2 separate regions of the Homo sapiens genome follow, and region 2 is linked to region 1. A link is a loop called in an ENCODE intact Hi-C map of the cell type or tissue named here. Cell type or tissue: heart right ventricle. All regions are shown on one strand. Region 1 overlaps NUAK1 (NUAK family kinase 1). Region 2 has its middle 170 kb from the start of NUAK1.

What was found. A loop is a pair of places that touch in the nucleus more often than their neighbours do. Peaks named below come from ENCODE experiments on the same cell type or tissue, not always from the same donor. Only the 100,000 strongest peaks of a DNase experiment are listed, where the experiment ranks them.
Region 2: a loop joins it to region 1, with 4 times the contacts of the local background. A loop is called at or near these places in 22 of 110 quality-filtered maps.

Annotation. Positions count from the first base shown.
Region 1 is chr12:106,130,391-106,135,390 of GRCh38, forward strand. The region is part of intron 1 of NUAK1 (NUAK family kinase 1); the gene reads right to left. Among named protein-coding and RNA genes, the nearest start is that of NUAK1, 6.1 kb to the right of the region's middle. RefSeq lists enhancers at 1-274, 275-1,024, 2,046-2,888, 2,889-3,732, 3,733-4,575 and a silencer at 1,241-1,535. In heart right ventricle, no CTCF peak of the experiment used is centred here; no DNase peak of the experiment used is centred here; H3K4me3 peaks cover 770 bases; H3K27ac peaks cover 5,000 bases.
Region 2 is chr12:105,965,173-105,970,172 of GRCh38, forward strand. No RefSeq gene overlaps it. Among named protein-coding and RNA genes, the nearest start is that of NUAK1, 170 kb to the right of the region's middle. In heart right ventricle, no CTCF peak of the experiment used is centred here; a DNase peak (open chromatin) is centred at 1,991; H3K27ac peaks cover 2,911 bases.

The DNA of each region.
Region 1 (5,000 bases):
AATATCCTCCTCTGAAAGTCCCTATGGTGCTGGACACATTGTTAAGCACACATTAAATACATCTATCTGGTTTATTGCTAGATTGAAAAGAAGAGCAGGTGTGTTGAGCCCCAATGTGGGGATGTTAGGTCTTTCTTATGGGGAAGCTTCAGCCACAGAGTATTGACAAGTGGTAGCTAAGAGGAAGAAGAAAGCAAGCTACCACCAGGGCTGCCAAGCAGGGATGTGCAGATCATACATGCACAAGGCACCAGCCGATGGGCAGGTGAATGGGCCCCAGCCCGCGTCGTTCTCACAGAGCCGCTAGTAGGAGAGGGGCTGCTTCTGGCCAGGACAGAAGCCTTTTCATATGTATCCACCTGGAGGAGGCCTTTTTTTAATTTGCACAAAGGTGCCTTGTAGAGTAGCAATCGCCCTGGCTGCATCTATTGTGTACCTACTGTGTGCCAGGCACCAGGCAAAAGGCTTAGCTATGTCACCTCGGTGCTTCCTCTCAACAATCCATAAAAGAAGAACTATTGTGAGCCCTAGCAAAGAACCCAGAGGTTAAAAATTAGTCACTAGCCCAAGGTCACACAGCTCTCAAGGGGTGGGCTGGCATACAGACACAGGCAGCCTGGCCCTGGGGCTCTCTATGTTGACCATGGTTGGCAGGAGATTGTCTTCGCTTCTTTCACAAAATGAGCATGAGATTTCTGTGGAACCAGAGGTTGGAATCTTAGAGGCCTGAGAGATAGAGGCTTCCACCCCTTTCCCACTCTCCACCCTGAGCCCCCCCCTTTTTAAGTTATTACCAGCTTTATTGAGATGTAATTCACATATCATATAATTCACCCATTTAAAGTGCACAATTCAGGGGTTTTTAGTATATTCGGAGGGGTGCAACCATCATCACAATTTTAGAACATTTTCAGCACCCCCCAGAAAACTCCACACCCATTAGCAGCTACTCCCAATTTACTCCCAACCCCACCCGCAGGCCCACTCATCTACGCTGTCTCTATGGATTTGTCTCTTGTGGACATTACATACAAATGGAATCATACAATCTGTGGTCTTTTGTGTCTGGCTTCTTTCACTGAACATAATGTTTTCAAGGTTCATCCATGCTGTCACATGTATTAAGTACCTCATTCCTTTTTACTGTTGAATAACAGTCCAAAAATATTCCATAAATAAAATTATGGAATAGATCATAAGTAATATTCCACAAATGAAATGGATGTGCCAGCTTTTATTTACCCATTCATCAGTTCCTTCCACTTTGGGGCTCTTACTAATAATAATGCTCTATAGACATTTGTGTAGAAGTTTCTGTGTGGACATATGTTTGCATTTCTCCTGGGTAAACCTAGAAGTGGAAATGCCCAGCCCTGGTTTTCACATGCAGTTAAAAGTTTACCGAAGAGTTTCGCTGTAAAGCCAACATCTGGCTGCTCCTGGGCTGTTTCCAGGGAATTTTATCAATTCAGCCAGACTCCATTCACGGTGGGTCATCAGGCCCAGCCCCTCCTACTCTGAGGCCTGGGATCCTCTCATTCCTGTGCTCTACAATGTCGTCTGGGCCAGCACGATGATAAATGCATTCTGCTTTAAAGCAGATACTTCACAAATCATAACTTACAGATGCTCCAGGACTTTCATGTGGGAAAGACAAATGAGACTTCTGCTGTCTGACTCTGGAGCCACTGAGGACAAGAAGCCACGGCCAGAAACCTGACAAACCCTGGATATACGTCTCTCCCTAACAAATGCATGTGCAAACGTAACAGAAGGGGAATTCGTGCAGAAAAGGGTCTGCCTGTCTTTTCAGACATTGCTCTGTAACCTGCCATTCATTTTCAACCGTTGTCTTTCCTTCCCCACAAATCTAAAGTTCCTTGAGGTCAGGAAAGATAACGTACAACTTCGACACCTCCCAAGATATTCTCTCGCTCAATGTATTCACTTCAGTTCCATCCTACAAGCCTCTGTTGAGGACCTACTATGTGCTTGGCACCATGTGAGGCATTGACAATAAGTATCTTTGCAGGATGGATTCAAGACACACAGGACACAGCGACAGACAAGATACCTTGACTCAAACCCTTATCTCCTGCTGCTTCCCAGGAGGAAGCAAGATCAACACACACTGGCATGGTGTGGGGGCATTTTTGTCTGCAGGCAGGGAAGTGAACCAGCTTACCCCTCAAAGCCCCCTAGGGACTCCAGGGTCTGAGGCTGCTTGGGAAACAAAGGACTCTGTATGTGTCCAGGTGAAGAGCTCCCTGACCTGATTCATTACAACAAACTCCTCGAGGTCCAACAAACAGACCAACAAACAGATGGCTCACCAGAAGCAGGCACATCTCTTCTCCCTAACTTGGCTCTGATTCTTATCTTCCCAACCTCAACTCTTGCAAAAACTCCCTGCTCCAAGCCAGCACACCAAACTGACGGGCTCAACACCCCACTGTGATCAGAACCCAGCTCAGACCCCTCTAGAGGAAGAGTTAAGGTCAAGGTCTCTGCATTCACATTGCCTGGGTCCAAACCTGGCTCTGCTGCTGCCTGTGACCTTGAGCAAGCTAGTTAACCTCTCTGTGAGTCAGGTTCTTCATCTAGAAAATGGGATGATAGCAGAATTGTTATAAGGATTAAATCAGTTAACATGCACCTAGCATGTTATAAGCACTCAAGAAGTATTAGTTGCTATTATTTGCATTAGCATCAATTATTATTATTACCCCCATCTTACCTTACCAATCCTGCCCTCCCATTGTGTCCCAGCACAAACCCTGCATTCCAAGCCACCTGGAATATTCACCTTCCCCCAAACACAAGTGAATGAATGCCTTGGAATGCCCCACATTCCAATCCTCTGAAACCCAAATCAAGGGTCATTTTCAACAGCACTTGTCCTCCCATTAGCTGGAGAACACTTTCTAATCCCACAGTATACCCTGGCCCCTCCTCTAGATACCCTTCCGGAAGGGTGGGCGATCACCCCATGGCTGCTCTTCTGGCACCATTAGCAAAGAACCACACCCAAATCCAGAGGTCACCAGCTGTGCAACATTAAGGAAGGTTCTCAATTCCTCTAGCAGCATTGGGTTTCCAAACAAACTCCATCCAAACAAACAAACACCATCCAGCTGTCTGACCCTTGGCAAGTTACCTAACCTCCCTATGTGTCATTTTCCCCATCTGTAAAATGGGTCTCACTATTTTACACCTCACAGGGTTGCTGTGAAAGTTAAGTGAGGGAAAATGTCTCTAAAGCACTTAGCACAGTGGGATGCACCACAAGCTCTCAAAAATATCAGCTGGTAGTAAATAATGGTAGCAGTAGAAATATGATTCTGTCCAGGATCAAACTCACTTTCATGAGCTAAGCTTCAATGAACTGTTGTCCAACTTGAAAATCACCTGAAACAATCCTCTATGGAAGAGTTACTCATGCCTAGTAACTACTTCTGCCTTCTCTTTCACCAGGCTGGAAGCTCCCTGGGTCTTACTCATTTCTATGTCTCAGCATTTAACATGGTGAGTAGCACATGGCAGATGGCAATAAATCTTCATCGAACTGAACAGAATTAGTTTGCAAGTACATTTCACCTTTGCTACTAGATTATAAGTTCTTTAAGAGTGAGGCCCATGTCTTTCTCTAGTAAAGATTTATTAAATGAGTGATGGAAAAATACCAAACCAAGAATCGGGTTTCTAAGATCCAGCTCCGTCATTCAAGACCTGTGCAACCTCAACAAAGTCACTTAACACTTCTGCGCCTTACTGGTCCCACCTCGAAGATGACAAGTTTGAACCACATGTTTGCCATGGTCCCTTACACTCTAAAACTGTATTTGGGCCTTAGCTGCAACATGGCACTTCTGCCACCGTGCATGTGACGTCAACACACCTCCTGGCTTGGCAGGCCAGTTTGCTAATTTGCCTCCCTGATTTGCAGTTTTCCAGCAGGAGGCTATGAATAGCTTTGGGTGCTTAAAACACCCATTTTTGGTCAAAACACTTGGCTTGCTAGGTGAGGATGCCCCATCACCCAAGCTAATGCTCTAGTGGCCAGGGGCACCAGGGCAGACTGTGGGGGAGGGGCACACATTGCCCACCAGTCCTGCCACTCCCATCCCAGACTCCCCCCCAGGGACCCTGCCTCCAGCTCACACCACACCACCTACTGCTCACTAGAGATAACCTGGTACAGTGAGGAAGTTGAACTTGGCCCCTTGACATCGAGGTGATCACAGGACATAAAATTGTGTGGCTTTGGTTTTGGGATTTTTGGCAACGCTTTGTGTGGCCTGTAGGTCCAGGGAGCTTAGCTCAAAGAAAATGCATGCCGAATTATGACACAGAGGCTCACCCAGTAGGCCTGCCCAAAACTGTATCAAAACCAAAGTTGTGCAATAAACAAGGCCCAAATTCAAGACTTGAGAAATGTGTTCAGATCCTATCTGAATCTGGCTAATTATCTCATCTTCCTATGGACACACCTCCCTAATTAATTTGGTATTTATTTTATTACTCTGAAAAGTTGATTATTTCTTCTATCTCTCTCTGCATGATACAATGCATTGTCTCTCTGATGGTCTTAAAATCTAATGAAATCCTAAAATGAGATGAGAAAAAAAATCTGCTAAAAGGAGGAACTAAATTGATTAATGTCCCCTTTTGAGGTTTTATATAGATCACTGTATTCAGTTCTCACAAGTCTATGAAGTTGGTACTCTTAGTAGCTCATTTTACCGATGAAGAAGCTGAGGTTTCAAAAAGTCACATAGCTTGCCAAAAGACACAAAGCTAGTAGGGGATAGATCAAGGATTTGAATGTAAGCCAGGGCTCTTTGCCTTTCTGCAAGAGTGCCTCATTTTTGAGCTTGTTCATCTCTGGAACAAGCCACTCTGAGTCCTGGTCTCACGGACATGCTTTAGCAGAGGCTGCAAGACTGCAGGAGAGTGCCTGGACGACACACAGGGTCGCACCAGCTGACTCCAAGCATCTC
Region 2 (5,000 bases), 170 kb before region 1:
CATTCTATCCTCTTGATTATCGAAGCTCTCCTCTGCTGAGGTCAACCTTTGGTGAGCATTTATGTTGAACACAAATGTCTTCACATTTTTTGCCCATTCAGAGGGGTCTGTCCTCTTCCCCAAATTTTCTTCTTATCAATTTTTCTATCATATGCCTTCAAAATTGCTGATCATTCAGCCAAATTATTGGCCACAGCCCATGAATCAGTATATAATGATACATCTGGCCATTTCTCTTTCCAAGCAAAGTAGATGGCCAGGTGAACTTCTTGAAGCTCTGCCCACTGGAAGGACTTCCCTTTACCGGTGTCCTTCAGGGATGTCCCAGAAAGGAGCTATAGTAGTACAGCTGTCCCCTTTCAGAGGATGCCTGCATATCATAAAGAACCATCTGTAAACACCCCCCAAGCTTCTCTTCCTCTGTCAACAACTGTAGGAAACTTCCCACAAGGCCATAGGTACACGCTGGGAGAGAAAAGGCAGTGGAGCAGGAGTGGGGACCATGGGCATTTGGGCCACTTCTTCATGTAACTTATCTGTGCCTTCAGGACCTGTTCATATCCAATCATATAAATACCAGTTCCATTTGATAATGGAATGCTGCTGTGCACACCAAACTTTGTGGCTAGGTGGCTCAGATAATATCCAGTTCATGATGCGTAGCTCAGGTTGCATGATAACTTGAGGTGATTATAAATGCAGGTGGCCCTTAGTTAAGTATTTGATCTCTATTAAGACTGTATAGCAAGCCAAGAGCTGTTTCTCAAAAGGAGAGCAGTTATCTGTGGGTAATAACAATGCCTTGCTCTAAAACCCTAAAGGCCTGTGTTGCAATTCACTTACAAAGGCCTTCCAAAGGCTCCAAACAGCATCCCTATCTGCCACTGACACTTCAAGGACCAATGGATCTACTGGATCGTATGGACCAAGCAGCACAGCAGCCTGCACAGTGGCCTGGACCTGTCGCAGAGCCTTCTCTTGTTCTGGGTCCCACTCAAAACTAGCAGCTTTGCAGGTCGCTCAGTAAATGGGCTGGAATAACACACTCAAATGAAGAATATGTTGCCTCCAAAACCCAAAGAGGTCCGCTATAAACTGGATCCCGCCAACTGTTTCACCTCCTCTCCTATTCCTACTCTTCTTTGCCCACTTTGCTGGAACCACAATGTCTCTTTGCTAACCCTCAAACTGGCAAACGTGCTCCAGACTCGGGGCCTTGTGCCTCTCTGTTCCCTCTGCTTGGCATGTTCTTTTCTCCAATATGCAAATGGATTAGTTCTTTGCTCAAATGTCATCCTCTTCCTGAAGCCATCACTAACAACCTGTGACACTTTCAACCCTGCCTTGCCTGACATTTCCAGTCTACCATCCCTGCTTTTATTTTTCTCCCCAGCACTTTATTAAATTACATTTAGAATTATACAGTTACATAAAGAATTATATAACGTGCTTATTTGGCTTACTGGCTATGTCCCCCCAAACAAAATGTAAGGTCCTGGAAGTCAGGATTATTGTCTATTTTGCTCACTTCTGCATTCACAGTGGGCAGTACCTGATAAGCATTTGGCACTCGATAAATATTACTTTAACAAATATACGCAGAATCCAAGCCCAGTGCAAAGGCCTATGGCACAAATTGAAAGCACAAATGCATTCAGGGACTAAGCAGTCACAAGAACACTGTAAGTGGCAGGAAGTGGGATGTACCAGAGACCCTGCCCACTGAATGCTCGCTCAGCTTCCGCTGACTGTTGTTGCAGAAGAATGTAGGCATAAGTGGACCACATCTTCACTTTTTTTCCGAAAGAAACAAGAAATATTTTAATGCAAAAATCTAAAGATTTTGTTACTGATGACTAGGTCTCTGGCCTAAGAAGTCAAAGAAAATGGCCTGGCCCTGCGTAACATGTGGCTGAGCCCAGTAATCCCTCCAGACCTGGACATCCTGTCCAAATGGTGGCCTTCAGAATAATATCTGAGCCCAAGCAAGCCCCACAGAGACCCCCCCAAGGCCAGCACCCTCATCCCAGAGGCATAGGACATTCTTCTCTAGGTTATGTGGGACCAACATTCCACAGATATCTCACTGGGAAGCCACAGAAACAGCAGTCCTAGGAACCAGATTCAACTTTCTAGTTTATTCCTCGCTCAGGATTTGGAGGCAAGGCAAAACACTTTGAACTTATAAAGCCTCCAGGGACCTCAGATCATTTGGATGAGGGCAAAGAGGGAGGAATCTTCAAGAAAACGATACAGAACTTCTACTAACGGGGATATGAACAATTGTTCACTGGAAGAATGCAGGAGATTTGATTACACTTGCGCTCTGAAAAGAAGTGGGTCATATCATTTATATAAATAAATATTTGGCACAGACTCTGAAGTTGTCTGACTCCACTTCTATTTTTGTAAAATGGGGATAATAATAGTACTTACCTCATAGCACTGTTATGATAATGAGATAAATGAATACATTTAAAGTGCTTAGAATAGTGCCTGACATATAGGAAGCACTTAATAAGTGTTGAGCATTATTTTTATTACTGTTATAATTCCATTCAAATAGCTTAATCTTCTATCTTGCTGCCTTTAACTTTATTCTCATAAACATCTGAAAATCTAGCTGCCAATACCCCTTATAAATGCAAAAATCCTCCACAAATACTAAAAAATCAAATACAGCAGTACAGAAAAAGGATGGTACAATCAAGTGGATTTTGTCCTGAAAATGCAAGGCTGGCTCAACAATAAAAAATCAATGTTATTTGCCATATTAACAGATTAAAGAAAAAAAATCATGTGATTATCTCAATACATTCAAATAAAGCATTTGAAACATTTAACATCATGATCAAAACTCTCAGTAAACTAAGAATAGAAGAGAACTTCCTTAACCTAATAAAGGGCATCTACAGGGAAAAAAAAAAAAAAAAACAGCTAACATTATATTCAATGGTGAAAGACTGAATTCTTAGCCTGTCAGATTGGGAGCAAAACAAGGGTGAAAATGTCTGCTCTAATCATTCCTTTTCCTCCTACTGGAAGTCCTAGCCAGTGCAATAAAGCAAAGAAAAAAACTGTGAGGCATATAGCAGAAATCAAACTTTCTCATCTCAAAGTATGTGATTATTCACATAGGAAACCCCAAGGAATCTGCAAAAATGCTACTGAAAATAAGGAGTGAGCTTAACAAATCTGAAGCGTACAAAGTTAATACTTAAAAAAATCAATCTTATTTCTGAATACTGGTAATAAACAACTAGGAATTGAAATTAAATAAACAGAACCCTATATAATAACACCAAAAATAATAAGATACTTAGGTATAAATCTAACAAAATATTGCAAGACCTATATGCTAAAAGCTAAAATACACTGATAAGAGAAAAAGAACTCTCAGTAAATGGAGAGATACGCTGCATTCATGGATTAGAACACTTGATCTTATTAATATGTCATTCTCCTCAAATTGATTCAACACACTAGAGATTAAAATCCTGGCAGGCTTTTTTGAGATGACAAAAAGCTGATTCTAAAAATCTTTATAGAAAGGCAAAGAAGCTAGAACAGACAAAATAATTTTAAATAAGAAGAACAAAGTAGGGGAGTCCACACTACCTGATTTTAAGACTTCCTATACAGCTACAATAATCAAGACATTGTGATCTTGATTGGCAAAAAGTGGTATTGGCAAAAAGTGTGACACATAAATCAATGGAACAGAATGAAGAATCCAGAAATAGACCCACCCAAATATGGTCAATTGATTTCTGGCAAAGGTGCAAAGGCTATTTAATAGAGAAAGGATAGTCCTTTCAAGAAATGGTGCTGGAAAAATTGGATGTTCATGTGCAAAAGAAAGTGGACTTCAACCTATATATATATATATCTCACACTTTATACAAAAATTAACTCAAAATGAGTTACATACCCAAGTGGAAAATGTAAAATAATAAAACCTTTAGAAGAAAATCTTTGTGACTTAAGATTAGGCAGAGTTCTTAGAAATGACACAAAAGCATGGTAAAATGGACTTACTTAATCAAAAGTAAAACTTTTACACTGTTAAAAGAATGAAAAGATAAACTAAAGACTGGGAGAAGAATATCTGGAAATTATACATCTAATAATGGACTGGGAGGCAGAATATATTAAAAACTCTCAAAACTCAACAGTAGGAGAACAAACAACTCAGTAAAAAATGGGCAAAAAATTTACGCCGACACTTCATCAGAGAAGATGTACATATATATGTATATGACAAATAAGCACACAAAAAGATGCTCAGCATCATTAGTCATTAGAGAAATGTCAATTAAAACCACAGTGAAATACCAATACATACCTATTAAAGTGGCTAGTATTTTTTTTTTAAAGACAGCCTGACAATTCCAAGTACTGACAAGAATGCAGAGCAACTGCAACTCTTATAAACTGCTAGTTGGAATATAAAATGGTGCAACCACTTTGGAAAAACAGTTTGGCGTGCACTTACCATATGACACAAACCCACTCCTAGGCATTTACACCGCCCCCCCGCCCAACAAATATATATCTACATGAAAACCTGTATGTAAATGTTTACAGTAGTGTTTATACTAATTTTATTCATAATTACTAGAAACTGGAAACAAGTCAGATGTCTTTCAACTGGTGGATGGATAAACAAATAAATCTGCATGTTGGGTTACAAGTCAGCAATTAAAGGGAATGAACTATTGATACATACAACATAGATGAATCTCAAATGCATCATGCTAAGTGAAGAAAGCTAGACTCAAAAAGTTGTCTGATTCCATTTCTATGACACTTTAAAAGGGAAAACTACAGGGTTGGACAGTGCATCAGTGGTTCAGGGACTACAGGTTAGGGGATGAGATCAAGAGGTTTGCCCATAGTGGGGCAGCAGGAAGGAATTTAAGGAGATGATAGAATTCTTCTGTATCCTAAATGTGATGGTGGTTACATGACTTAATTTGTCAAAACTTACAGAAATATAC